Linked DNA regions of Mus musculus: all the other regions are linked to region 2. A link is a loop called in an ENCODE intact Hi-C map of the cell type or tissue named here. Cell type or tissue: heart. All regions are shown on one strand. Links, peaks and the distances in the headings refer to the core of each region. The heading gives the core; the rest is flanking DNA.

What was found. Peaks named below come from ENCODE experiments on the same cell type or tissue, not always from the same donor. Only the 100,000 strongest peaks of a DNase experiment are listed, where the experiment ranks them.
Region 1: it touches region 2 in a loop (2.9-fold over the local background); 2 of 42 quality-filtered maps call a loop at or near these places.
Region 3: a loop joins it to region 2, with 2.3 times the contacts of the local background. A loop is called at or near these places in 8 of 42 quality-filtered maps.
Region 4: a loop joins it to region 2, with 6 times the contacts of the local background. A loop is called at or near these places in 11 of 42 quality-filtered maps.
Region 5: it touches region 2 in a loop (2.9-fold over the local background); 8 of 42 quality-filtered maps call a loop at or near these places.
Region 6: it touches region 2 in a loop (3-fold over the local background); 8 of 42 quality-filtered maps call a loop at or near these places.

The regions. Positions count from the first base shown.
Region 1 is chr7:118,273,539-118,278,365 of GRCm38, forward strand. The region is part of intron 2 of Gm34999 (a long non-coding RNA gene); the gene reads left to right. Among named protein-coding and RNA genes, the nearest start is that of Gm23229, 3.9 kb to the right of the region's middle. In heart, for the core only: a CTCF peak has its summit at 1,948 (motif pointing left); a DNase peak (open chromatin) is centred at 4,223.
Region 2 is chr7:118,126,916-118,131,742 of GRCm38, forward strand. It overlaps Arl6ip1 (ADP-ribosylation factor-like 6 interacting protein 1), which reads right to left and starts at 2,710. Exons shown (of 6, transcript NM_019419.2): 1 at 2,554-2,710; 2 at 219-352. The coding sequence starts at 2,589. It overlaps Smg1 (SMG1 homolog, phosphatidylinositol 3-kinase-related kinase (C. elegans)), which reads right to left. Exons shown (of 63, transcript NM_001031814.1): 63 at 4,397-4,827. In heart, for the core only: a CTCF peak has its summit at 2,324; a DNase peak (open chromatin) is centred at 2,776; H3K4me3 peaks cover 3,180 bases; H3K27ac peaks cover 2,449 bases.
Region 3 is chr7:118,531,261-118,536,087 of GRCm38, forward strand. Coq7 (demethyl-Q 7) reads right to left here and starts at 2,096. Exons shown (of 6, transcript NM_009940.3): 1 at 1,919-2,096. The coding sequence starts at 1,991. Tmc7 (transmembrane channel-like gene family 7) reads right to left here. Exons shown (of 16, transcript NM_172476.4): 16 at 4,584-4,827. In heart, for the core only: no CTCF peak of the experiment used is centred there; DNase peaks (open chromatin) are centred at 1,821 and 2,051; H3K4me3 peaks cover 1,868 bases; H3K27ac peaks cover 1,969 bases.
Region 4 is chr7:118,709,865-118,714,691 of GRCm38, forward strand. It overlaps Ccp110 (centriolar coiled coil protein 110), which reads left to right and starts at 2,679. Exons shown (of 15, transcript NM_001360794.1): 1 at 2,679-2,884; 2 at 4,242-4,384. In heart, for the core only: no CTCF peak of the experiment used is centred there; a DNase peak (open chromatin) is centred at 2,647; H3K4me3 peaks cover 1,405 bases; H3K27ac peaks cover 676 bases.
Region 5 is chr7:118,522,194-118,527,020 of GRCm38, forward strand. It overlaps Coq7 (demethyl-Q 7), which reads right to left. Exons shown (of 6, transcript NM_009940.3): 5 at 3,631-3,699; 6 at 2,869-3,101. The coding sequence ends at 3,024. Among named protein-coding and RNA genes, the nearest start is that of Coq7, 8.7 kb to the right of the region's middle. In heart, for the core only: no CTCF peak of the experiment used is centred there; no DNase peak of the experiment used is centred there.
Region 6 is chr7:118,295,563-118,300,389 of GRCm38, forward strand. No RefSeq gene overlaps it. Among named protein-coding and RNA genes, the nearest start is that of Gm23229, 18 kb to the left of the region's middle. In heart, for the core only: a CTCF peak has its summit at 2,271 (motif pointing left); a DNase peak (open chromatin) is centred at 2,279.

The DNA of each region.
Region 1 (4,827 bases), core at 386-4,385, 150 kb after region 2:
TGTGGGGGCGGCTCCCAACATTTCCTGATGAGGGACCTCATGTTCAGGGAAATAAAGTGCCCTGCCCAAGGTCTGTGAGAGCACCAGAGCCTGATAAATTAGAAAGCTGAAAAGAAAAAGGATGGTCAAAACAGAATATAAATATGCATGCCTGCATGTGTGCATGCATGTGCAGAGGCCTGAAGGACACTGGGTAGTCTGTATCACTCTCCACCTCATCCTTTAAGACGGGGTCTCTCATTGAACTTAGAGCTAGGCTGGTAGACAGTAAGCCTCAATTATCTTTCTGTCTCTAACTCCAGAAGCCCTGGGGTCACAGGTATACTAAGGCCAAGTTCAGCTCTATTTTACAGGTTTTTAAATTTAGATACTCTCTCTTGTGCAGCAATTGCTCTTACCAGCCAAGCTATCTCCTTAGACCCCTGGAATTCTTTGTTCTAAAGAGAACATTATTCAAAGAGCTTCCTCAGCCTAGAGCTCTGTGTGTGCCCCTTCCCTCCCCCCTTTTCTCCTTTATTCACCCCAGACAAATGTTTACTGCTGAGCTATTATACATCCCCAGCCTGTCCTATTCTTCTGAGATTCATGTCCTCACAACATGGACCTTCTGACAAGTAAATGTGGCTTGGGATTGGCTTCTCAATTGAGCGCCCTTTGAGGAATTTGACAACTTGGAGGCAGAGAGTTGGGAGCTGTTTATATAATAATGTGGCCTGAAAACAAGCAGGAGCGTTTGTTCGATCGTGGGTTTTGTAGTTACTCCTGCTGCAGAGTCTCCTTCACAAGAGGAAAGCCCTTTACCATCAGCCATTTAGAGAGAAGCCATGTGCTGCTCTGTGGGCTGTGTTCTCCTCCAGCAGGTGCTTTCCGTAACTGGCTGGTTTGCAATGCTTGGGTAACTCCATAGTTTGACCAGGCATTTCCAGATCTTCCCTGGGAGAAAAGAGCCATTGGCTGCGGTTCCTAGGGGAAAACCAGCTCTGACAGCAAAGCTTTTCGAACCCAACCTGTAACTTACACATTAGGAATTGCCACAGGTGATTCTAGTTAGAAGCACCCCTCACTCCAAGGGGTTGACAGCGTCAGTACAGAAGCAGTTTAGGTCACCAGCATCCACAGAGCCACCCTAGGGTCTCAACATGCTTTCTCCTTTGGCCTCATCTGTTGAAAACCCAGATCCCAAAATGTTCTAGAAGCAGTGGTTCTCAGCCTTCCTGATGCTGCGACCCTTTAAGATAGTTCCTTGTTTTGTGGTGACTCCCAATCATAAAATTATTTTTGTTGCTATTTCATAACTGTAATTTTGGTACTGTCATGAATTGTAATGTAAATCTCTGTGTTTTCCAATGGTCTTAGGTGACCCCTGTGAAGGGGTTGTGTGACCCCCAAAAGGGTCGCAGTCCCATAGGTTGAGAACCGCTGCTTTAGAAGGTAAGGCTTTGAGAGCTGGAGATGTTAGCTCAGTTGGCAGAGTGCTTGCCAGGCATGCAGGAAGTCCTGGTTCCTCCCAAAGCATGGGGCAAACACCCAGGTGGTGGTGCATGCCTGCAATTCTAGCATTGAGAGGTAGAGGCCGGGATGGTCAGGCTGTGGAAACTGAGTCCACGAGAAGAGGACTAGTACCCTTAAGAGAGAGGCCTCGCCCTGATATAGCTACCTTTTTACATTACTGTGAAAAAATTTGAAGAGAAGAGAAAGAGTTATTTGGGCTTACAGTTTGAGCAGTCTTCATTTACAACAGCAGAGAAGGCACAACAGACTTCACACTGTGGAGAATGTGTCTAGGATTCCTCAAATTTCCACAGAGCAGGAAGCAGAGACAGAGAGGGGAAGAACTTGGGTTAGAAACAGGCTTGACTATGACCTGTAAGGCGAGGCTCTACTGATCCACTTCCTGTAGTCACGTTCCACATTGTAAGGTTCTCCAATCTTTCTGAACGGTGCCACCACGTGGAGACCAAGTGTTCAAACACTGTAAGGACATTTCGCATTCAAACCATTACCCCTACTGTGGGAAGGTATAGTACAAAAGTTATAGAAGTTAGGTCCTCCTCAGACACTGCATCTGTTGGTGTCTCGACACTGGACTTTCTAGATGGTAGAATTCTGAGAAATGAATTGCTGTTTGTAAGCCGCCAGTCTATCCCAGTCTGTAACATCACGCTGTAGCCTCCCACACAAAGACAAGCATCTACTGGTACATATGGTTCTCTGCTCCTTTGTTTATTTGTTTTGTGAGTCAGAGTCTGGACTATTGTTTGTTTGTTTGTTTTTAAACAGAATTTCACTATGTAGCCTGGCTAAAACTAACGTAGACTAGCCTAGCTTCAAATTCACAGAAATACACCTGACTTTATCTCCCAAGCCCTAGGCTTACAAACTTGAGTCATCCCTTGGGCCTTATTTGATTGACAGACAGGGAGCTCGTCTTGCAGTAGGCTTGGGAGGTGCCACTGCCCATTACTGCACCAGAACCCAGAGTGATCAGCCTAACGGAACCTGCTTTTCCTCAGGCTTTTCTGGAAGTCTGATTGCACAGTTAGTTATTATTTATGGTGGTATGTCTCAGGCTTCTCCCCATTTATTTAACTATCAGCTTAGAATGGATACCCAACTCCTTACTGACAGAATATATGTAACAGGCACAGCTACAACGGCACAGCCATGTAGTGTGTTCGTAGAGCGGGCAGAACTGGATTCTGAAGGAGCCCTGGGATCTCCTTATTGGTCATTACAGGTGACCTGTGCCCTCAGTGTTTTCTCTGGATTCCAAATTCTGCAGAAGAAAAGGGAGGCATTAGGTCCCCAACTTGTAAAAGCTGAGAAGTCCCAAATCAAACTCCAGAAAGAGTCCTACTTATCTTCTGTCTGTCTGTCTGTCTGTCTATCTATCTAGGTATCCCCCTCCCTCTCTTGAAATCTGCAACCCACAATCTTGGAGGCTAACAAGGGGAAAAGGATGAGGGGAGGGCTTCTCTTAGCCGCACAGACTCCTGGGACATCACTGTAAGCCTTTGACAAAGTTTGTACTCTCCAGCAGTAAATTTCTTTTTATTTATTTACTTATTTATTTTTAGAGACAGGGTTTCTCTGTGTAGTACTGGCTGTCCTGGAACTCACTCTGTAGACCAGGCTGGCCTCGAATTTAGAAATCCACCTGCCTCTGCCTCCCAAGTGCTGGGATCAAAGGTGTGCGCCACCACCAACCCGCTGGTAAATTTCTTTATGTTGTGTATTTCTTCACTTACTTATTTGACAGGTGGTCACGTGTCTAGGGTGTGAAACCGCTCTGTACCTGAGGACCTTGAACTTTTGATCCTCCAGCCTCCGACTTCCTTCGGAGTACTGGCCACCACACCCAGTTTCAGCTTTATTTTTGAGATAGAGCTTTGGTATGCAGCCCCGGCTGGACTCAAAATCACAACCTGCTTGCCTCCGCATCCTGAGGGGTAGGGTTACAGGTGTGCACCTTCACACCCTGTGGCATCCCTTATTTTAGAGAAAACTGAGACCCGAGGCAGTAAACGGACTCCCTCTGAGTGACCAAACTCTAGCCACTTTCTACCCCATTGTCCCCTCCCCTACGGCTTCACACTAGCACACAGGGACAGGAGTGAAGGGTGAAGGCAGGCTTGAAGACCCCACGGCACATGCGCCACTTAATCACCTTAAAACTGGGCGTGGTGGCACATTCCTGGAAGCCCTGGAGACAGGAAGAAGTTTAAGATCATCCTTGGCTAAAAATAAGTTTGAGGCCAGCCTTCATGACATGCGACCCTGTCTCAAAGCAAAAATAAAACACAACCAACCAACCAACCACCACCACCACCACCCAAAAAAACCAAAAAACAAAACCCACATGTTTTTAAAAACAAGATTTCTCCTCCCTTCATCACTTTCAAGCAAAGGGCAAAAAAAGTAAACTAAGGTATGGACTAGATTACCACAAAAGGTTTTTTGTGAGTTAGAAACTTCCAGAACAATAAGGTTTCTGCCCCTCTCGCTCACAAGTTTTGCGCATTCCACTCTGTGGCACTTTCTACGTGTTTAAGGAAACCCTTAGTCCAGATGCAACTTTGTTCCAATTCTGAGTCAGCCTTGGTTTCACTTTCAAATCACTGCGTAGCAGTCTGGTAAAACGTTGAGTAAGGAGTAAGAAGGGAAAGCTGGAGGGTGGGGCTGGGCGGGGCGAGTGAGCAATAGCTTGTTCAGAGGATGCCACCGGGGAGTAACAGGCAGTAATTAATAACATGGCGGTCAGAGTCACAGCCCTAGTGTTAATTAAAGAGCTTCCTCCTTGCTGGCTTATTCTCTAGGGCCCCCTTGGAGGAGCTCACGGACTTTAATGCTTCTGCCTGAGGTTGTTCGCATCCGTTGGTGGGGACTGGAAGGCCAGGTCCTCAGAGAATCAGAAAACAACACCACAAACCCAATAACCGCCCCTGGGCAGCTGGACTGGCTTCAGGGAGGTACATTGACCTGTACTTCCAAAAGCTTCAGACACATCTCAAATTGAGTTTTTATAACCCGGGTCCTGGCTTTTGTCAGGAGGGTGGGGTCTGGAGGGGACAGCTTCAAGATTAGCATACGGTAGAAGCCAACTGGCATAGAAGCACAAACCTTTCTATGACTATTACTGACCGTTTTTCCCTCTGGTACTTGGGACTTCATCAGGGACGCCCTGGGACTGAGCCATAGCTAAAACATTCCCATATTTTAGTGAGTCAGGAGAATCACCCAGATTGAAGTGTAGTCTGTATGGGCCTTGGGACCAAACTTGGCATTCAGAATTTCTCCCGAGTGATACTGATGCTCAGGGCCGTGAAT
Region 2 (4,827 bases), core at 315-4,314:
AGAAGGAATATAATAAAGCAAGAGTGCTGAAACACAAGAGTTTGCGTGTCCGGGATTTACTCAACTGCATCAAGTTACAACTTTACATAAGGACTACAAATCTAGAAAGAGGGCAAGCTGCTTGCAATAAAGGCATTCCTTTTGGATTATGTATTACAAAAGCTTCTCTAAGCACAGGCTATGAACCCTCTGAGCATTAGCAATAGAATCTCACTTACAGGAACAGCAGGGAAACCACACCCATGATGGCAGGTGGAAACCAGGCTCTTTCCCATCGAAGGACTTTGTCAGCCATCAGCATCACCTCTCCCCAGCCTTGCAGCTGCTCTTCAAGACTTGCAGTCTCCACGGCCTACACATGATCAACAGTTAAGACTGTTACTTTGCCAATCTCAACACTTTGGTGGCTCAGAGAGTACTTTCTCAGGCATCAAAAACACGTAAAATGCCTTTTACAAAACTGTTATCTTAAACAAGGTGAGTCATGAAAACCTGCAATTTTGGCACCAAATATGAAAATCCATGGGTAGGAAAAAGCCTAGGCTTTAATGGTCATTTTAGCACTGGGCCATATGTCCATGATGTATAATAATATTCCCAAGATTTCACAATTTATTTCAATATTCATGAAAGTGAGCTTAATATGGGAAACTAATATCCCCAAATGCAGCCACAGAGCCAAGAGGCAGTGCTCAGAATATTACTAGATTGAATATTCTGTTTGCCCATTTCAGGTGGTTGGCATTGATCTGTCGATTGGCCGTTTTATTGATTGAAGTCCTTCTAAATCCATCAGGAGAACCTTTCCCTTAACACTAAGTACATAAATCTCTAAAATAGCTTTGTATAATGGAATGACTCTGATGTTGGCAGTCACTGTGGAATTAAAGAAAACTCTTTCAACCAAACTATGTGAGCTCAGCACTTAATGGCTCCTCATCATTAATGATAGAATTTCAATTAAATCTCAAAATTTTTCTGCATATGTGACAACTAGCCAAAAGCACACCTTTACCATGGGCTACTGTGACCTGAACCTATCAGGGACTTTGGTAACGGAAGGTATTTAGAACCTGTTTGTGCAGAACTCTGGATTCAACATCCAGGAACTACATACACACAATGCCCAACTGACACTATCAACTCTTCACAAAGGAATATGCAAATATAGAACAGTTCAGGCTAATTTTAATAAAGATGAGATATGTGACTAAGTACTTTTGACATCTCCCCATACTAGAAATCCTAAACATTTTACATGTTATACTTCAATTGACGCTCCAAAAAAACTGGAAAAGGTATTCTCACAACCTCTACTTTAAGATAAGGCGACTGAGACATAAAGGGGTTAATATATTTAAATCCAGGAAATCCAAGACTAATGGACTTGCTCTCCTTAAAATGATGGAAATAGTAGTGATCAGGCCCTCTCCCATGATAGTTTCCTTGTACAGCAATTAATCCTCTTATTGAATTGTTTGCTGGTATTGTGTAGGAGGAGTTTAAGGGTACAGGGTAAGCATCTCTATTGTATGGTACTGTGTGTGTGTGTGTGTGTGTGTGTGTGTGTGTAGGGAATTTAAGGATACAGGGAATGCACCTCTAAACACAAATACAAACTGAAAATCTTGCACTAATCAAAACTGTCCCGAAGAATCTTGTCGGCACTTAGCAGTTAAAAAGGCAGGCATTAAAAGCTGATTGCTTTTTTCATTTCTGATATGGCCTGCCTTTTCTGGGGAATGACAATACAGAAAAAAAAAAAAAAAGATCTTTCGTTCTTGCCTAGGTGGGTGATGCAGTTAAAAATTTGAAACTAGCAGGGCCTGGTGATGCGCAACTGTAATCCCAGCACAGGAGGATGACAAATACAAGGCTAGCCTCGTCAAGCTACACGAAAACCTAGCCTTAAAAACCAAAAACAAAGACCTAACCAAAAACAAAGACCTGTAATGAAGCAAACGCGCCCTCTTCTAATACCATCATCTCGTGTAGCTCCGTCAAATCCGTGCTAAATCATTTTTAAAGTTGCATCCAGTCCCGTGAGTCCCTCGCCAGTTCCCAGACAAGTGCCAGGATCCCCCACTGTCCTTTCCGCAGAACCCGTTTTCAGCTTCCTGCGGTGAACTCCAACCAGCCAGCTCCAACAAATTCTGTGTCAGCGATAAACTAATTCTCTGTAGCAGCCCTTTGACCCTCCACCCTTGCGCCAAGTTTTAGGAGAAAAAGAATCATGATTAAAAATAATCTACGGAACATGAGATTAAGATCAAAGGGCAAAACAGGTAGGTCTCCGGCCTGAGCCGGAGCGCTAGACAAGGCCCCTGGCGGCCGAGTGCCCCAACCTGTTACCCAGGTTCCTTCTTGCCACAGCCCCCTTCTCACACTTCCTCACGCACGGCCCAAGCCTTATGGTGCAGGATTCCGGGGGACGTTGGGGATCGCCAGCAGCGACCTCCACCGTGGAGATAAGGCCTGGCTGTCCCTGGTAGTCCACCGAGGCCAGGAGGCCCATCCGGAAACTCCGGGGACAGACTGACCACCGCAACTCACCAGCAGGTTGCTGCTGCGGTTATCCCCCTCCGCCATCGTTCCAGACTCGCGGTTATCAACGAGCGAACACACACTATCCCCCCAACACCAGCAAGGCAACCCGAGCGCGGGGGAACGCCCCGCAGTCTGCTTATATAGGCTAGCTGCCTTTCCCGACAGCCCTCGCGAAACTCGCTCCTCATTGGGTAGACCGCACTCCGGCTTCTGGGAAGTCGGGCCAACCGGCAGCTAGCGCATGACTTGAAATCCAGGTCAAAGGAGAGCGAAACTGAAAGACTCTGACCAATCAGAGTGCAGGGGTGTGGCCCTCGAGAGGCGGAGCGGAAGGAAGCGGTTCAACCGCCGTACCTAGTCTCTCACCCAGATCTTCCTAAATCCTGGGGCCTCTCTAGTCCCTAGCTCTTCTGCTGGAAATCAAAACCGCTCAGGCGCCTGTCCGCTCAGCTGCGCAGGGGATGCGCAATGGCATCCTATGCGGAGGCTGGAAGGGCAAGGACGCTTTAGGTTGCTGTGGCACCTGCTGACTGAAGTATTGGCTGCCCCAAGTGAGCGCTGTCTGTGCCTTCTCCCCAGCTCTGGCCTTTGGAGAACATGGAAGATGCACAAACTCTTAAAGGGCTTCATTTGCAGCCAGTTTTTGGGGGAATCATTTGCGGGGTGCTTCACTTGATAATCTATGAGTACTTCAGGTAGCTAGGGGAGCGCTTCATTCGGAGGGATGGATGAGTAGAGGAGCAATTCGGATGTTGGAGGGCTTCAGACTGATAGATTAATGGATGTATGGGGAAGCCAGGCTAAATACGACCTTCAACTAATTTTAAATTATTTTTAAAAACACTTCGTTCCTTAATTCCCAGGTTCTTTAAAGGCCTTGGAGGTTAAAGAGAAATGTGAGAGATCACATAGTGCTCCTAAATATGCCTGGTCCCTTCCTGGCCTATGGTGGCTCTGTCAAAGGGGCATACAATTTGTCATAGAACTTGTGGAAAGTACTAGAAGGTACAGACAACAGTTTTGACCAGGAAGGACGCTCATTGTGTGTGGGCGGGGCGGGGGGGGGATATTATGACTTCGGTTGATACAGAAATCATGTCAAAAATTGTAAAGCCTGGAATTCCCTCCTTCTCCTCAGTATTGAGAACAAAAGGACCCAAACAGCTGCTACCAAGCAATGAGGTGCCCATCTTGGTGGTACCAGGAGCAGTCACTTTGCTAAGAGAGGGCAGAGTAATAAGTTTTTCCTTGGCAACTTGGCTACTGCCCCAGAAAGCTTAGTTTAGTCGGTGTTCCCAAAGTAAAATTTAAGTTTAGGCCAGTCCCAGGTCCCAATCCAGCTCTCACTAACCTTCCAAATGGCTCAGAGGTTACAAACACCTCTTTTTCTACCACAAAGTGACCTTTTGAAATGTGTCAGAAGATGAAGCTCGTAACACAAATCTTCCTCAGAACTTTGGCACTGCAAATGAAGAAGATCTTTGCAAATACTCTTCTTCTTTCAGAGCTTTCACTCACAATTAAGGCTCTGCAGTTTTGTTTTAAATATTGCTAAAATTAAGCTTCATGCATTTTCTGTGTAATCCTGGCTGTCCTGAAACTTGCTTTATAAACCAGATTCGCCTAGAAATTCCACCTATCCTTGCCTCCCCTGGGATTGAAGGTGTCGATTCTTATCTAAGAACTTTCCTACTGAAATAATTAACTCGCTGTTCAAAAGGGAGTAAAACATTTTTTAAGAAATTTTTTTAATTTGGAGAGATAATATGAAAAAAAAAAGCCACAAAACTATTGCAAAACAAACTTTCTGGGATCTACTTCAATAAATTCAGAGCTTAGATACTGTTATCTTTTTAAGACTTGAACCTTTATTTTTATTTTTTTGAAAAACAGGTATTTCATACAATCTTTACCATGTTAATGTAAAGTAGGCAGGTGTTTTTGTTTTTCAAATGATGCATTATGGACATTTTCAGGAAGCTGGTGTTATTTATTCAACTTTTAATCTTAAATACAAGCACAAAATTATATCCATCAGGAGGCATTACAACTTAAAAATAAGCCACTATTTGTACAATGTTACTAAGACAAGGAAGATTCAGTTCAACTCAACTTACTCTTAAATAAGAGTTTAAAAAAAAAAAAAACACAAAATGTGATGTCATTGCCACCTGACATTCCAGGTAGAAACTTAAGTGACTTGTAAATTGAAAAATGACACAGAATCTGAAACAGGAGCTGAACCACACTGTCAGAAAAAGGGAGAACAACCACTGCCAA
Region 3 (4,827 bases), core at 371-4,370, 400 kb after region 2:
AAAGCACTGACTGCTCTTCCAGAGGTCCTGAGGTCAATTCCCAGCAACTACATGGTGGCTCAGGAGCATTTGTAATGGGATCTGATTCCCTCTTCTGGTGTGTCTGAAGACAGCTACAGTGTGTTCACATATATAAAATAAATCTTTTTTTTAAAAGAAGAATAACAAGGAGCTGAGCAGGTGGGCCAAGTTTATATGGCTGGCTTTTGAGGTGTGATAAACAGGATTCTTTATAACTGAGAACACACTGGAATGTTCTCTCAAACACAACTTCTGCACTCAATGACTGGGAGAGGGTAGTGTTTGTCCTTTTACCTAAGAAATCAGTATAGGTATTAATCCCAGCATGAGTTGGCAGAGCTCTGTGAATTGAAGGATATCCTGGTGAACAAGCAAGGTCCAGGTCAGCCAGCGCTAGAGGCTGTCTCAAAACCAAATTAAAACCTATCCAGTAGCAAGGCTAGTTTTATTTTTTTAAGGAGACACACACTTAAGGTTTTTTTTTAATTATTATTATCATGAGGGTATATGAAACAAAGGAAACTAAGTTACTTCATAAATGAAAACAAGTGATTCTTATTGTTAACCTGTTCACTGGGTTAGCAAGGAACCTTAAAATTCACATCCCTGAGACCTGACTGCCTTGTTACACACTTTAAAATAAAGCTGAATCGCAGAGCTAGAAGCTCTCAAGAGTGCTGTTCCAGCCATGGTATCTGGGAGATTTTAAGTGGCAAATGAGAAGATTTTAAGTGGCTTATGGACACATAAATTACATACTAAGAGGCTCTTAAAAAGTCTCTTCTGATCCATTTATCACCAAGGAAAACATCTCTATAACTGGCATGTCTTGAAAAATATCCAAACACTTGCTAAGCACTCTTCTCTTCCAGAAAGAAAAACAACCTTGGACTCAAGCCTTGGAAGGCACACACAACAATATCTAATGAAGTTTCATAGCTGTTCTCATGGTATTGGTGGTGGTGGTGGTGGTGTGTGTGTGTGTGTGATTACTCATCCATTTGGGGGCAGACAATTCTGGCTTATTATTTACCAAAAGGATGTAGTTTCAATTAAATTACTTAATAAGTTGTAGTTAAACAAAAACACATCTCAAACCTCCAAACAATATTGCCTTCAGGCAAAATAGAAATCTAATGCTTGAAGATTTAGTTTCGAGAAAATGACCACGATTTTCTGGGGCAGCTCGGATGAATCAGACCTGAATCCAAACCTACCTCTCTCCATTCCAAATTCAAAGCTTACCATATTTTGCAATACAAACAGTCCCATGAGAGGCTTGATAAAAACAGAGACTCTACGGCTCAAAAGAAGGCTCAGCAGTTAAGAATGTGTACTGCACTTGCAAATGACTTGAGTTGGGCTCCCAGCACCCATATATAGGGATTCACAAACTGCCTGTTACTCTAGTTGCAGATTCAAACCCCAATTCTGGCCTCTCTAGAATTTAATTATTGTGCGCACGCACGCGCGCGCGCGCGCGCACACACACACACACACACACACACACACACACTTTTTAAAACTCTAAAACCTATCAATCCAGTGGATAATGAGGGGGACCCGAAAATCTGCATTTATAACAGATTGATGCTGTCGTCGGAAGGCTACTTTGCTTGAGAAAGTCCCGAGTGGAGACCGGAGGGACACTGCAGGACACTCAAGTTCCACACTTGCACTGACGTCACATCACAGGCTGGTAATCACTTGTTCCCCGGCAGGGCATCCTGCAGAAGTTCACCCGTTCCTATCAATCAACTAGACGTACTACAAACCCCACCCCCATGTCGCGCGCTTGTGACGTATAGACGTCCTCCCCGTGACATCCGTGACCTCCACTGCAAATAGTCACCGGCGAAGAGCCCCGCGCCGAACCACGACCCCGAACGGCCGGTACCTGAGAAGGGCCTCCGGACACCAGTGCGCAGGCGTCCCACGGAAGCAGCCGCTATGGCTCCGGCGGCGCTCATCGCTGCGGACAATGCAGCTATGGTCCAAACGCCCCGCCAATCGTGCTCTCGACTCAGGGTGATGACGCATAGATGCCGCGGACCGAGAGCCAGAGGAAACGCCCCTAGGCCCTGGATTACACCCGATTGGTTAGAAATGACCGATTCACGTACTCTATTGGGTCTTCCCCCTGTCGATCATTGTAACGTCGTGAAGGCGCCCGGTCGGCTCTTAGGGTTGATGCAGAGCTGCCCTGGAGAGGCATTTTAGGTTAGGGTTTCTCCCTGTCTTGGAAAGGCGACCCGCAGGTCACTGTTGTTTCCTCCACGTTATGGAGATTATTTTTCTCTATTAAGAGCCGATTTACACCTGAAAGTCAGCAATTACCTGGTAAAACATGCCAGTTTTCGGTGTAATTGTGGGTTTCCCAGTTTGTTTCCCGTTACTTTCCGTTCCTTCTCAATTTTTATATTGAGATTTGCTTCATTGTTCATCCTTTACTGGATTATTCATGGCCTAGTGCACATTAGTGATGAACATAGCTGTGTGTTGAGGGAAGGAAAATTTAGTAACATACATTAAACATTTTAAAGTGCATATCCATTAATATGACAGCTAGGATCTAGCCAATAGAAATAAATTTTCAAGTCAGATAAGTATATAAGGGGAAAAACCATACCTGCAAGGATAATCAGTGCCTATTATAGGACCACTAGAGACTGTGGCTTTAGGAAAACTAGAGTTTGCACCCTTGGCGGGAGGGGGGCGGGTATTTGATTCATAGCTACTGTAAAATAAATGAAACTACTAACCCATTCTATATAATTATAGTGTTCAATTAGTATACTACAGTAACTTAAAATTAAGACGAGCCCAAGTACTGGGCCTTAGCGGCAGTGAGGGTACTTAAATATTCCTGTGGAATACTCAACCTAAATCTGGCTCTCAAAGCCTTCAAATGTTCAGAACCTTTCCCGTGCATTCCACTTCTAGATCTGTCCTAAAGAGATAAAAGAATGTTGAGGTGTATGTCCTAGTTATTACTGGAAATTTTTGGAAGTGTTAAAAAATTGGAGCTAGAGAGAGCTCAGAAGTTGAGAACACTTCTTGCTCCTGTAGAGGACCTGGGTTTGATTCCCAGAAGCCACAGCAGGAAGCTAACAACGGCCTGTAACTCCAGTTCCAAGTGACCCAGCACTCTCCTCCGGACTCTCTGCACATGTGACACACAGACAAATACATGTTTTTTAAAAAGGTTACCATCAAGAGAATGCTAACAAACTATGACTCATGAGCACAGTTAGCAGCTCCCTGAAATGGATGTAATGACGAGTTCAGATCTGATTATGTCACTCAGGCTTGCCTTAAACTGGTGAAATGGCTGCTTTGGCCTCTGGAGCTTCCAGGGGTGTTAGAACAATGAACTTTGAAAGAACTTTGGATAAAATAGAACATTTAAGTGGAAAATATGAGACTACTACATTTTCTTTCTTCCCTCCATTTGTGCTTGCTTGCTTTCTTCTCCCTTCTCTCTCCTCTCTCTTTTTCTCTTTCTCTCTCTCTTTCCCTTCCTCCTCCCTCTTCCCCTTCCCCCACTCTGGTTATGAGACAAGAATTTCACCCTGTATCCAGATGACTTTCAACTTGCTGTGTCATCCAGGCTGGCCTTTGGTGCCTCTTTAAAAAAAACTTGTGTGCTTATGTGTAATTTTGATTTTTCTCTGTGGTTTTCAATGTTCTCATACTTTATAGTAAGCACTTTCATATTTTCAAAAGACAACGAAGAATATGTGATTCCATAATCAAATTCTGAAATATAAAAGCAAGTTTGTCTTAGTTTTGTATTTTAAGTGTAAGGGAACTGTCTCTGAAGGTGAAGGAATTTGTTCACAGTCACACAGCAAAGAGCATGTCCCATGTTTCAAGTACCTCTCATGCTCTGGACAGGTTTCTGGTAAAGCCTCACTCTACAGAGTAAAGATGTGTTCAGAAGTTCTCACACGGTCAGATCTTGTACCACCCAGGAAAAAATGAATTCTTCTGTTCGCAAATACTTAGAGCATAGTGGCTAGCTGCCATCAGATTTTTGGCTGTGAGGTCTGATTTGCCAACTTAACAGTTAATGCAAAGTAAAGACCTGTCTAACTGGATTCTCCTTCACTGAGATGAGAACATTTCGTGGCTGCGAGAACCTGCAGGTCTGCTCTGCCAGAAAGAAATAGAGAGGGAGAGAGAGAGAAAGAAGGAGAGAGAGAAACAGACAGATAGACAGACAGGCAGACAGACAGACAGAGGGGAGAGAGAATAGAAAAGAGAGGAAGGGGAAAGAGAAGGGAGAAAGAAAAACAGAACCGGAGCCTATAGTAGCAGACGGGAAGTGAAAATGTTTGCAAAGGCTTTTAAAGTTCAATTTCCCAGTGTTCCTATGGGGGAAGAATGACAATACCTACTTCAAGTACCCACCAGTGACTGCATAGTTACTGGAAATGTGTGTTACCACTGTGGAAGGCTAGATGGCCATTACAAAAGGGAGCTACTTGGAGAGAACATCAAGATGTTATTAAGGAGAAATTAAAAAATATGTATTCACAACACGCACCCAACACATATATAGCTACTTTCAATATTTATTATATATTTATAGAATATTAAAATAAATACAAACAGTGGCTTTCAATGGTAGCAAGATATAAAATGCTTAAGATATTGTCTTTGACGTTCAAAACACACAAACCTGCTTTTCTTTGGCTTCTTAATAGCCAAGAGGAGACAAGACTCATCTAACACATCCATCGATGTCAAAATGCTACTTCCTCTAACTGCAGTGACAAAGAGCAACTTTACTGAGTATTGCAG
Region 4 (4,827 bases), core at 288-4,287, 580 kb after region 2:
AGATGACTCATTCATATTCTATCTGTATCTCTCTGCTTTTGTCTGTCTGTCTGTCTCTGTGCTCATGGGTGTGTGTGTGTGTGTGTGTGTGTGTGTGTGTGTGTGTGTACATATCCCAGCCTGCAGATGTTTGCACCTTCACATGAAGGTCACAGCACAGCACTGGGTGTTGTTTCTCAGGCACCATCCGCCTTTTGTTGGTAGTAGATTCTCTTATTAGACTGGAGCTTCTCCAGGTTGGCTAGACCGGCTGGCCAGTAAGTCCCAGAGGTTCACCTGTGTGTCCCCCCCCCCCCCTTGCTCAGCACTGAGATTGCATCAAAGCCCAGTTTTTAAAAGTGGATTCTGGCAATCAAACCCATCCTTATGTTGTTGGGCAGGCACTTGACTCATGCCCCAGACTTGATGTATATTTTATACAAGCAGAAATTTCTTGAGAGTTGAGCATGTTGACACTTGCTTTTAATCCCAGCACTCAGGAGGCAGAAGCAGGCCGATCTCTGAGTTTAAGGATAGCTTGGTCAACAGAAGTTCTGGGACAGCCAGGACTACAAAGAGAAACCCTGTTTTAAAAAACAAAAAACAAACTAAGGGAACAACAACAAAACCAGCTCCCCTAAAACTAACAAAACAAAAAACCCAAGCAAACAAATGAAAACAGGAGGAAGAGATTTCTTTAAAAGACTTTTCATTCTCAGATTAGAATGGTAGCCCACACCTGATCCAAGGATCTCTGGAGTTCCAGGTCTGTGCTTAAAGAACTCATTGTGGTTGGGCTAACTCCCACATCGGCTATGAAAAGATCTCCCTGTATTCTCAGTTTTTGTTTGTTTGTTTGTTTGTTTGTTTGTTTTCCAAGACAGGGTTTCTCTGTATAGCCCTGGCTGTCCTGGAACCCACTCTGTAGACCAGGCTGGCCTCGAACTCAGAAATCTGTCTGCCTCTGCCTCCCAAGTGCTGGGATTAAAGGCATGCGCCACCACTGCCGGGTGTATTCTCAGTTTTTAATCCCTGTGCCTGCAGAGCAGGTTAAGCAAATGTTTGTTCCTTCCCCACCTGCTCAAAAAGAAAAGGCAAGATGCCTTGGCAAAGGTCACATAGCCTTGACCTTTTCAATGTCAACTGCGTTAGTTTCTAGTGTGGCTTTTTGCATAATAAAGAGCTGGGGTAGAAGGACTGACAGAGGCAAAAGACATGGAAGTAGAGCAGAGAACTATAATAGCAGAGAACTTGGCTTGAGTTAGATGTGCTAACCGAGAGACTGCCCCAGCAAACAAGCCAACATCCTTATACTATACACAGGTCTCCAAGTCTTTATTATTAAGTTATAAGTGGAACCCCCACCCCAAAGCCCCACATTACATTGTCCTCAAGATTAACAGAACATGTCTGGACCTTGGACTCCATTTCAGGGCTCACTCACTGCTATGGGGCACTCTTGTCTCTGTCAGCTTTGTCCCTCACACCATGGTCCCCTCATGCCACCCTTCTTGAGGCACTGCCTCTGTTAAAGCCTTTGCCTGAGAGCCCATTCTCTGCGTCCCAGTGTTTCACTGGGATAGTGCTAGTGGGACAGATCTCACCTCTTGATACCCATCATCCCATGATTCCTCTGCCTCCAGCTCTTAGCCTACCTTTTTATTTTTATTTTTTGGCATGAGTGTATATATATATATATATATATATATATATATATATATATATATATACACACATGTACATATGTATAGGGAGACCAGAGATATCCATCTCTGTTGGGTATCTTTTTCAGTCAATTTCCACCCTAATTTTTGAGGATCTCATTGAAACTGGCTAGAATGGCCGGCCTGAGATCGCCAGGGAGTTCCTATTTCTATATCCCCAGGACTGGCAATTATAATTTTTAGCCAGGACTCAGAGCCTTTTTAGGGGAGTGTTCAGGCTCTGAACTCAGGTCCTCATGCTTGAGTGGCAAATGCTTTAGTGACTGAGCATCTCTCTAGATGACCCTTTCCTCCTATTAGAGATTTTTGTACCAGGTGCAGTATAAGAGTTTTCTCTGTTATGCCTCACAACCACTCTTGGTAGGCTCTTTAAAATTCCCACTATACATAAACAAAAATAAGCACCAGGAGGACGGCAAAGCCCAGTTATAGAATGGAAATGGTGTCATTAAATCAAAAAAGCTCTTAGTGAGTAATTTAGGTAAGAACTGATAAAAAATATTGGTGGATTTTTTTTTTTTGCCAACTTGAAGTTATCTTTTCCTCTGTATATTCCCCGCAACTGATCTGCAAAGAAGTGCAAATATATTAAAGCCTTGAGTTGGTGTCTGCGATTCAGCCACATTTTTCATTTATAGGGAAAACATGGGTGAATGTTGTACATTTTCCATCGACCAAACAGGAGACTATCTCTATACAGACAGACAGACGGACGGACGGACGGACAGACAGACAAACAAAAATACCCGACAACTTCCCAGGAACACTTTTGGGGTTTAAGGCCCTGAGGAGACTTTCTATGGTAATTTATAGTCAAAGCCCTTAGTTTGCAGTGAAGACTACTCTTCCCAGCGTGCATCTCGATTGCGTAAAGCTCATGTAAGCGCTTGCTGATGACCGCAGTGCACTTTGGGAATTGTAGTCTATGGAGGCCCAACCGCTTCAACTGCCCGCCAAACAGCCACCGGAAGTACCGGCCCTGAGGGGTGGAGTTGAGCTGGTGGCGGCGGCAGCGGTTGCCAGGATCCCGCGTTGCCGCCTGAGGGACCCGTAATATGGCGGGGAGGAGGAGGAGGAGAAGGCGGAGGACCTAGATGCGCTCTGTCTAAACCGACTGAGGCCTTTGCTTACAGAGGAGGCTGGTCCACGGGCAGAGAAGCTGACCGGGCAGTAGGTGTCAGGTGTGTGCAAGAGGACTGGGTTCGTTTTCCTACGGGTCTAGGCTGAGGTGAGACCCGGCATTGGTGTCCCGAGGGACAGAAGGCCGGCGTTCCGGACCCGGTTTGGCTTCCCTCGGTCACGAGCCCTTGAAGGCATCGGGAATGGGGAGGCGGGAGTTGAGGACCGGGGTCAGGGGGACTTGGAGGGGATGCTTGGATGCTGGCTCCGCCCAGTGAAGCATCCTGCGCTGAAGAGTAGGCACTTCATGGTGACTTCAGTTTGGTGTCGGAGGTAGTGTAGGAGGAGATGGAGGCGTCCCCCGGGGTGTGCACTGGCCATTTCTAAATACTGGTTACCGCAACCAAAGGCCCATAGGAGCGCTGTTTACACCAGCTTTGCCACTCTGGGGCATCTGCAGGATAATGTAGCTGGTTCTCTCAGACACCCATGATGCTGTTAAGTGGTTCCTACCTTAAGAGATGGATTTGGATGAGAAAGCCCTTTCTCATGTTTTCAAGTCACATTTGAGTCTCAGGAAGAACCAAAAATTGTCTCTTCTCCAAGAGTTCACACGGAGGTGATAAAAACACCATTATATCCTCCGTTTGGAAGCAGCTTCCACTTACTGATGCTTCTATTTGTCCTACATACAGTCCTGCGATTGCTGTCTGTGCCTTAGCTCATTGTTTTCTCATAAAATCGCCTTGAGACAGAGCCCCACTTTATAGATGGTGGGGTCCAGGGATATTAGCCTACCATGAATGTACGAACAGCTAGTATGTCCTTAAACAGCATATCTTTCTCCCTTTACAGACTCTGTAGGAAGTTTATGTGTTTGTGGAAAAACTTAGTGGTAAGCAGCCAGCCTTGGAAGCTGTGTTACCTTCGCCTTTCCTTTCAGTGACATTTCTGAGTACAGGTTATGAATAAGTAGATAGGAGCCATGAGGCTATAGGGTTTGCCAAGAGACTTCCTGGACAAAGGTCACTTGTAATTAGGTAGAAATGGAGTAGAAAAGGCATGCCTGGACCTGCTGAGGCTGGTGTGAATGTAAGTGGACCATGGACCAGTAATGCCTGATGCTAAAGTATGGGGTGGTAGGTTTGAGGTTGGGATCACCTTGTCATCAAGACTCCCTTAAAATAAACCTTGCTTGCAAGTGGTAACTGGTGTGAGAAATGTAGTGCCCTCTTGCACAATTGTAGAATCCCGGACTCTCTTTTTAATGACTACTTTTGCAATTGAGAGGTACCTAGTTCTCTGGGAATAGGGTTGTTCTCCAAGTTGCCATTCTCAGAATTCTCTTCATTCTGCTAGTCTTGCTTTACATTGCTTGATCTATTTGCCCTAATTAATTTATTCAATAATTGTCTGAAGTGCCTACCACGTGCTGACACCATTGTGTGTCATGGCGAACCAGTGAGCAAGACTGAGAAGGTACCTGTTCTTATGGAGTTTACGTTTTGGTGGAAGAAGATACACAAAACCCCAGGAAATAAACGAGATCATTTCAGATAGTGGTAAGTACTCTGGAAGCTGGGAAACATCAAGGTGATGTGCTAGTGATTGAGGTAGGGGAATTAGGATGGGCTGAAACTGAAGGTTAGGAAGGTCCAGTCATGCGCTGGATCTTCTGGAGCGTTCTCCAGTCTCACATGAGCACTGGAGCTTGAATGTCCAATTCATTGTCCCGCTGTACGTTACTCTGTTACTGTAGCTTTGCAGTGTGTGGGGGACCACTCAAGGGAAGTGGATAGCTCTCTGCAACAATGGGACATCTCTCTATGATGCTGTTAGAAGAAAAGGAGAACTAATGATGGCAGTTTATATCCTTAACCTTACCAGACTATTGAGTTTCTTTCTTTCTGTGCATAAGCTCAGAAATTATATAACATCATTTTTACTCTCTTTAATAGTAAATACAAAGGGTGTATTTTTAAAAAGTAATTTAGCAGAAATGGAT
Region 5 (4,827 bases), core at 570-4,569, 400 kb after region 2:
GAGGATGTGGAAAAGTAGGAAGCGGGGCCTTGGTGGAAGAAGTAGCTTCCTGGGGGTGTGTCCTTGCGCTATATTCCCACGTGTCCTCTTCCTGTTTCCCTCTCTTGGCTTCCTGTTCACGATGGAGAAACTTCCTTTCTCCACCACAGTGCATGACCTGAGCAACCATGGACTAAAAACAACCCCTGAATCTTTACTTCTTCAATTGATTCTCCCAGAGATTTTGGTCACAGAGACAAACAACTGGGCAGCTACAGTGGGCTTCTTCAAGGGTGATGCTGGAGTTTGAACCTGAGTGGGGGTGGTGAGGGATTTGGCAGCCACTGACTCAGAAGGTATTCTAGGCCGACACAGCCACTGCAAAGAACATCAGACAGACCTGTGTGTGGCATTTGTGAGGAGCGCAAGGAGGCCAGTGGCTGGAGCCGAGTGAGGCAGGGATATGCCCAGAAGGCCAGGCCACCTGGAATCCTCTTCACCACCATGAGGGCTTTGCGAAAGAGCCGGGGGAGTGAGCCAAGCTGGCTTCCAGCTGCCAGCGTGAAGATGGAGTGTGGGAGGACAAGACCACGAAGGAAGCTTCTGGATTCATTCGGTCAAGAGAGGGAAGTGACTGGTTGGGCCCAGATGGAGCACGGAAGGTGGTAGACGGGTTTTCATGTAGTGATACCCCATCCTCAACTAGACAACTAGAGGGAGCTATCAGGGAGGCCACTGTGGAACCAGACTTGGAGAGACAGGGAGGCAAGGGGTTCAACTTGTGACACTTGGTGAAAATGTTTCAACTTCCAAATGGAGGCATTGGATAGGCAGCTGGAAAATAGGAGACCAAGACAAACGCCCACAAGGAAACAGCCTGGCCCGAGGGTAAGCAGGAGCGTGAGGGTGCGCCTGGAGCTTATGACATTAAGAGACCAGGGGTGGAAAGGGCGAGCCAGGCGAGCCTTCAGAGTGGTCTTCAGGTCTGCTGTCTTCATAGTTGGCCACCTGCAAGCATCACCCTTAGAATGCCACCTGCTCCCCTCCCTCCCACTCAACTTCCTTTTAATGGGCACCTACTGTGTTCTAGGACAACTGATCTTTCACAGGAGAGAAAGAATGGCCACTAACGAGACAGACACAGCAGCAACCTGAGCCCGGCTAGAGACGTCTGATGGTAGTCCACGCAGAGGAGGTTACAGCCATCTTTACCCTTTCTTCTCATACGTAACGTCTTCCTATTACTTAGTCACAAAGTTAAAATCACTTTTGTTGGTTTTATTCCTTACTTTCATCTTTATTTATGTGTGTATGATCTGGTCCTAGGTATGAGGACATTCGACCCCCTGGAGCTGGAGATATGGATGGTTCTGAGCCTTCCAGTGTGGGTGCAGGAACTGAACTGGGGGTTCTCTGGAAGAGACACAAATGTTCTTAACTGCTGAGCCACCTCTCCAGCCCTTGTTTTGTTTTCTTGCTATAGGGTCTCACTATGGACCCTACGTTGGCCCTAAATTTGTAATCCTCCTGCCTTAGCCTCCCGACTGCTGAATCCTCTGAGTGGCAGGGAAGAGGTCGCAGCATAGAAACTATCTGTTGGCCGCCACCTTGCAAAGCCAGAGCCACTGCAGCAAGCCCCAGCTCATCTCAGGCTCCGCTATAGGAACCACTGACCAGTGCAACTAGGTCAGAATTTTGGTCTGCAAATTTCATTTGTTTTTTTTTCTTGCTGTATTGCTCAGACTGACCTCTAACTCCTGCCTCAGCCTCCCAGGGAAGTTTGAAGGGACATTCTGAGGAGAACTGAGGTTTTTTTTTTTTTTTTTTTTGGCTTTTGTATTTGACAGGGTCTTGCTACGTAACCAACTGGCTCATGAAGATCTCTCTCCCTCTGCTCCCCACGGCTGGGATTACAGGCATGTATCACCACACTCTGCTTGATCCTGGGTTCTTTGTTTGTTTGTTTGTTTGTTTTTCTTTAAATATATTTTGAAAATTTAAAATAATAAAATAGTTCACAGAAATACTAAATTTTTGTCAGTCTGGCTTATTTGGAGATAGCAAACCTTGCAGAAATTATAATTCAATTGTAAATAACCCACAGCTCTGTATGTTATTGTGGTTGTTTGCTGGGGCCGGGTGTCATGTACGCTGTCCTCAAACTTGACGTGTGCTGAGGATAGCCCTGGACTCCTGCAGATCTTCTTGCCTCCGCCTCCCATGGTGCTAGGATTACAGGCCTGCATCACCACACCCAACTTAAGTATATTTTTGATTGGGATAATGCCATCCTGCCTTAGTCTGCCAGGACTGCTATTAAAATACTGTAGGCTCAGGAGCTCATGAACAACAAAAACTTGTTTGCAGTTCTGGAGGCTATGAAGTCCAATATCAGGGTGCCAACAGGTTGGTGTCCAGTGATGTGGAACAGACTGTGGGTCTCCCTAGGCCTCGTTTCTATAAGGGCACTAACCCCACTCCTGAGGTCTCTGCCCCTTATCTGCCACCTCCCAGCCTCCTCTCCCTTCAGGTGTCTCCTCTGGGGTGAGGGATTTACCACCTCCTACCATCGGCTCTGGGTGAGAATTTTCAGGAGCCATAGCTACCACAGTGCTTTGCCACGTCATGCTGACATCAGAATGCACAGCGCCTCCCTCGAGAGACTTCCCAGTCTTGCTTAGCCCATCTTATACAGTCTAATGTTTTTAAACTCTAGAAATAGAAGTAAAATAAATCTTTAAAAAAGGATTCCTGTTAACTGACGAATGGTTTGTTCTTGATGTCTTAGGCCCAAATTAACTATAAGACCAAGGGAAGACCAGCTGCAGGTACTGTAAGGTGAGCAGAGTTAGTTAACTGCCAACCTCACAGCACAAGAAAACCAAGGAATCCAGCGCCAAAGAGTTTATTGACAAACACAAGCCCCAAACCCGGCCTCTTGTATTAACAAAACACACACAGTGATAACTGTACAGCTCCTCCTCCACAAATATCACTCCTTAAGTTACGACCATCTTTTCTAGAAATGGATCAATAGACATACTCTAAAACCTTTCTGATAAATATATGGCTGCACTGCATCCGGCCTGGATAATCCTCTTCAACAAGGCATACGCGGGAGCCTGCGGAGAACAAAAGGCTGCGATGTACTAGATGGTAGAGTATGGTCTAACATGCACGGCGGCACCCTGAGCTGGGAAAATAAGCAAAGGGGCAAGTGGTCTGTTAAGTGGTAGAGCGCTTGCCTAGCAAGGCCCTGGATTCAATGCCAGCCCCTAAACAAACAGCAAGGAAACCCCACGAGATGCATCTATTTTCAGATGTCAGACCTGGACTCACTGGTAGGGCAGGGTTTGGGCTCCTCTGGATAAAAAGAGGATCTGGGAAATGATTTAATTTGAAACAAAAGCCATTTGAAATTCTAGAAGCATCTATGGACACTGAACTGCTGGGTTGTTTCTTGTGTTAGTAACAGAGCAGGACACAGGAGCCTCACCATGGACCAAGGCTGTGCTTGGGTGCTTTCTGTCAAGTACCCGTTTCCCTGCCTTCTGACCTGTACTTTCAAATGTCTCCTTCTGGGAACAGAAACCTTTGGCCCCCACAACCTTTAAAATGGCCTGGGAGCAGCACAGGAAGAGTTGCCCCTACCAGCTCTGCGTCATGGTCCAGGCCTGTATCGTGGTGTTCAAGCTCCTCATCGCGAAACTGCTTGATGACCTGGGAAGAAAGGAATCGCAGACCGGGGTGAGTCGGCACCCCAGGTTGCCGACAGCTCATCCTGTTTCCAGGCCAGAGCTTGTGTCCTCACATACAGCTGGCAAAGGCTCGCATGCTTTTTCTACCCTGGCACTCCAGTGGGGTGAACAGCCTTGCAAGAGTAACCCATAGCTGTGGCTCTAATGAGACTTATTTACAAAACGAGCAAGGCCACAGGCTAGGGTCGGCCAGTGGCTGACTTTAGGTTTTAAAAAGTGAGAGTTGTTGCCTGTCTTAGTCCCTGCTCTGTTGCTGTGAAGAGACACCATGAGCAAAGCAACTCTTAGAAAGAAAAGCATTTAACTGGGGGCTTGCCTGAGGTTTCAGAGGTTTAGCTCACTATCAGCTTAGCAGGGAGCATGGCAGCAGTAGCTGAGAGCTACATCCTGACCTGCAGACCAAGAGAAAGACCCTGGGCCTGGCATGGGCTTTTGCAAACTTAAAGCCCCGTTCCCCAACAACATACTTCCTCCAACAAGGCTAATCCTGAGCCTCCTAATCCTTCTCAAATAATGCCACTCCCCGACATCTAATCATTCAGATATGTGAAACTGTGGGGGCCGCGCTTATTCAAACCACCACATGGCCAAGTACAGTAATACACACTGACACCCCCAGCCCTAGGAAGGCAGAGGCAGGAGGGCCAAGAGTCAAGACAAGCCTTTGTCTCAAAAGTAAACCAAACAGAATCTAAGTAAATGAACTGCTGTTGGGGAGAGTGCTGGAGGATGGCGACCAGGCAGGAGGACCTCTGTAGACGCTAGTTTTAAGACCAGCCCAGGGCCAAACAGTTCCTTTTTTCCTATAGAGAAACCTGAGGAAAATCACCCAACCTGAAGAGTTGATCATCATTTTTTTTTAATTTTATTTTTGGGATTATTAGTAGTTAACCACAGCATTTTTCCCGGCCCCTTTCCTCCCTCCCATATACCCCTCTCTGCTCTCCTTCAAGTTCATGGCCTCTCTTTTCATTAGTTGCTGTTGCGTGTGTGTATGTATTTGCTTATACATATTTAAATCTAGCCTGCTCTGTCCGTATAATGCCACCTGTATGTATGCTTTCAGGCTGACCTTCTGGCACTGGACAGT
Region 6 (4,827 bases), core at 378-4,377, 170 kb after region 2:
ACAGACATGAGGATGACCAACAGACCTCTTGCTAAGGCCTTCAGTTTGCTGTGTCTCAGTGGCACTTACCCAGTGTGAGACCCTGTGCTAGCCCCAGCATCTGTGACTCTCAGGCTGACTTTGGATTTACTGTGTAGCCTATGATGACCTAAACTTTCTGACCCTCCTGTCTCCACCTCCTAAGTGCTGGGTTAGAAGTGAGTGCCACCATGACTAGTTTCTGTGGTGTGGAGGATGCAGTCCAGGACTTGGTGCACATAAGCAAGCACGGTACCAACTGAGCCACATTCCCAGCCAAAGCGCCACAGATCTTGGGGTTAAGGAGATAGCTCTGTGGTAGAGCACATGATTAGCCTGACAAAGCCTAGCAGTCGTTAACATTTGCCTCTCCCTGGCTCCCAGACAGGTTTCACTATGTAGCTCTGGCTCGTTTGGAACTTCCCATCTAGCGGCTAGCCTAAATTAACAGTCAGGTGACCTACAGGGCCATGTGAACTGGACCAGAGTCTCTGCAGGCAATGCTAACTAGAACTTTGTGTCTCCACATCACCTCAGACTCACGTGATATGTCACCTCTTTATCTACTGGTTTATCTCCAGTGTGCACCCAGCAGATTGAGGACTGGACCTTGCCATCAATACCTGAAGTGGAAACTCTACAACACAGTGGGGCTGAAGACGCCCAGTTCCTGAAATCCCATGGTTATTTTCAACACTGAAGAAACCCCCTAGGAAGCAGTCCCTTTCCATTACCCCTGTGCTCAGGCCCAGGAAACCATTAATGTCCCTTTTGTTTCTGTGGGTGCCTCTTCTGGACATCTTACCGGAATGAGGACTATGAGGTGAGCCTCTCATGGCTGGTTTTTTTTTTTTTTCTTCTGCAGCATATATCAGACACACACACACACACACACACACACACACACACACACACACACACACACACACAGTGTATGGGTACACCATTGCTGTCTTCAGACACACCAGAAGAGGACATTGGATCCTATTTTAGATGGTTGTGAGCTACCATGTGGTTGCTGGGAATTGAACTCAGGACCTCTGGAAGAATAGTCAGTGCTCTTAACCTTTGAGCCATCTCTCCAGTCCCCACTTTATATTCTTTTTTTTTCAGTGAAACAGTATTCCCCTGTCTTAGCTTTGTTTTGTGTAGCTCTGATAACTCCTACAAAAACACCTGAAAGGAGAAAAGTTTCCCGCCCACGGCTGATCCATCATTTTGGGGACGAAAGGTGTCAGGAGCCTGAAGCAGCTGGTTCTTTATAGCCACAGTCAGAAGCAGAAGGCATGGATCTAGTGCTCGCACGCTTGCGCTTGGCTTGCTCTATTTTATACAGTCCAGGATCTCCACTCAGGGAATGGTCTCCATCACAATCAAGAAGTGTCCTCATCAGCCAACTTAGGACAGTTCCCACAGACAATTCCCAGAGGCTCTCATAGGTGTGCCTGGGGCCTACCTCTGAGCTGTCAGGGTCACAGACACGCACATGCGCACGCGCACACAGACAGGCCTCCCACTGTTTATTCATTGCAGTCTTCGGCAGACATTTGAGCTGACCCTACTCTTTGGTGATTGTGAACAGCGTAGGTTTTTGTTTACCTCGTGCATCATCTCCCCCAAAGTGGCTTAGAAAGCACAGGCTACGGTTGAATCAAGTGTTAATTATTTCTATTCCCTTCCTTACATAACAGTCACTTCCAAAAGGCTTGCAGATGGTGGACCACAGGGATGCAGAGAGGCAAACAAGAAGTGGGGAAGGGTGGGGCAGAAATGGGCTGTTTTGTAGCTTTTGTGCTTGAACCAGTGAACTGTGGAGGCTGGAGAGGGACGTGTTTCTGTCCGTGTCTGTGGAAGTCGGCTAACTATCATCAGGCAAAAATGACATATTAAGATGTTGGGAGATGTAAACCAAAGCCAGGTGGAAGAGGCAGGACCCACCTACTAGGCAGAGCTCCGAGGAGAAGGTCATTAAAATCCAATTGTTTCCCCACATTAAATCGCTCAAGTTAGGAGGAACCTATTTTAAATAAAGAGAAAGAAAATAGAGCGGGAGGGTAATTTCTTTTTAATTGTTGATACAACTCAGAATAAATTAAATTGTAATTAAGTTTGTTTACTTATGAGGAGACGAAGTGTGGGCGCTCTGTAGGGGCCTCTTCAGCCTTTTGAAAATAAGACCGCTTTGTTTTCCCAGGATGCTTCCTGGGGAGCATCCAAGTCCTTCGCGACTTCGGCTGCTACGGCGCGTCCTCTAGTGGCCATATGTGGAAGGTCGGGCAACAGCTCTCTTCCAAGAGAGACCGGCCTTCAGTTATGCAGGAAGCCATCTGCAAACTAAGCCCCCAGCTCCCGACAACACACACACTTTTTCTTTCTTTCTTTCTTTCTTTCTTTCTTTCTTTCTTTCTTTCTTTCTTTCTTTCTTTCTTTCTTTCTTTCTTTCTTTCTTTCTTTCTTTCTTCCTTCCTTCCTTTCTTTCTTTCAGGCTGGCCTCAAACTCACAGTGATTTGCCTGCCTCTCCTTCCCAAGTGCTGCAATTAAAGGAGCTCGACACCATCTCCCAGCTATTAGTTTCTAAATATCCGAGGGATGACCTTGAAGTTCTGATCTCCGATCTTCTGATCTTCACCTCTTCAGTGATGAAATGACCGATGCGCACGTACACACACACACACACACACACACACACACATAGGGTGGCCCGGTTGGAAACAAGGGCTTTGTGCGTGCTAGGCAAGCACTGTAAAACCTGAGCTACATCCCCAGTCTCAAGAAAGACCACGAGTTCAAGACAAGTCTAGGCTATAAAGACAGATCCTGTCTCAAGAAAGAAAGAAAGAAAGAAAGAAAGAAAGAAAGAAAGAAAGGAAGAAAGAAAGAGGGAGGGAGGGAAAGAAAGAAAGGATGGAAGAAAAAAGGGATGAAAGGAAGGAAAACAAACAAACAAACAAACAAACAAAAAACCAGAAAGAAAGCTGGGCAGTGGTGGCACACGCCTTTAATCCCAGCATTAATCCCAAATTCACTTGGGAGGCAGAGGCAGGTGGATTTCTGTGTTCGAGGCCAGCCTGGTCTACAGAGTGAGTTCCAGGACAGCCAGGGCTATACAGAGACACCCTGTCTTGAAAAACAAAACAAAACAAAACAAAACAAAACAAAACAAAAAGACAGAAAGAAAAAAAGGAACCGTGTCCAGGCTGGCTGCTTGGATAAAGAACAAGAAAGGGGGGCAGCAACCACATGGTGGCTCACAACCACCCGTGATGAGATCTGACGCCCTCTTCTGCTGTGTCTGAAGACAGCTACAGTGTACTTACATATAATAATAAATCTTTGGGCGAGCAGAGTTGACTGGAGTGAGCAGAGGTCCTAAAAATTCAATTCCCAACAACCACATGAAGGCTCACAACCATCTGTACAGCTACAGTGTGCTCACATACATAAAATAAATAAATAAATAAATAAATCTTAAAAAACAAAAAAGGACAATTGCCATTTTAGAACTACTTCAAGAAACAGGGCTGAGGTAAGCTTGAGACTGCCACACTGTGCGCAGGCAACCACAGCAGAGGAAAAGGTGAATTACCCCCAAATGCAACTAACAGATAGCTAAGGCTAATGTAATTTAAAAAAAAGAAAAGAAAAAGAAAAAGAAAAAGAAAGGGAGGCTGGAGAGGTGGTTCAGAGGTTAAGAGCACCGGCACTGGCTGATCTTCAGGGGACCCAGGTTCAATTCAGCACCCACATGGCAGTTCACAAGCGTCTGTATTTCTAATTCCAGGAGATCTCACACCCTCACACAGACACACGTGCAGGCAGAATACCAATGCACATAAAATGAAAAGAAAGCATTTTATAAAGAAGAAAAGGAGGGGATCCTGCCTGCCTCAGCCAGAGCACTAGGATTACAGGTGTAAGCCACCACTTCCGAGTTGGAGTTAAAAGTTTGCCTCAGCATGCGGCACTTCAGGGAGGAAGAAGGGGTATCTAAATCAACTGTGTTATGTACACACACACACGCGCGCACGCGCGCGCGCTGCTATTTGAGCTGTTTCAGGTAGCCCAGGATGACCTCAAACTTACTACGTAGTTGTGGATAACCTTGAGCTCCGACCTGGCCGCCTCCTGATCCCTGGGTTTCTAAGCGGGTGCCACCATACTGTACCCCTGCCCCTTCAACTTGTTACTTATTTTATTTAAAAGTGTTAACACATTTATTTATTTATTTATTTATTTATTCATTCATTCATTCATTCATTTATTTAGTGCCCAGGCGTTTACAGCTCTGAGCTTGCATGAATGTGGGGACTTCCATGTGACGTGGCCCCCTCTGACCACTCGGTCCGTCCGATGGTGGCATTGATTGGAGGCGGTTATGGAACCTTTCAGGTGGAGTCTAGCTGGAGGAAGGGTGTCCCTGGGGGCAGGCTTTGAGGTGCACCAACTGTAATCAGCCCGTTTCCTGCTGCTGGCACATGCTTTCCCACCTTGGGGAACTGTCTCTGTGCACTTGTAAGCCAAAATAAACCCTTAAGTTGCCTTTGGTCATGGTATTTTGTCACCAATACAATGATATCATAGGTTCTATCTCCAGTATTGTGCCCATCCCATCCCAGAAAACTTGCTCAAATGATTTTGTGGGAGTGAGGGAGGTGTGTTCTGTGTGCATAGATGGGAGATGGAGGGCACTTTGAGAGAGTATATTCTGGACCTCCCTCTGTCCCTCCGTCCCTCCGTCCCTCCGTCCCTCCGTCCCTCCGTCCCTCCCTCCCTTCCTCCCTCCCTCCCTCCCTCCCTCCCTCTCTCCC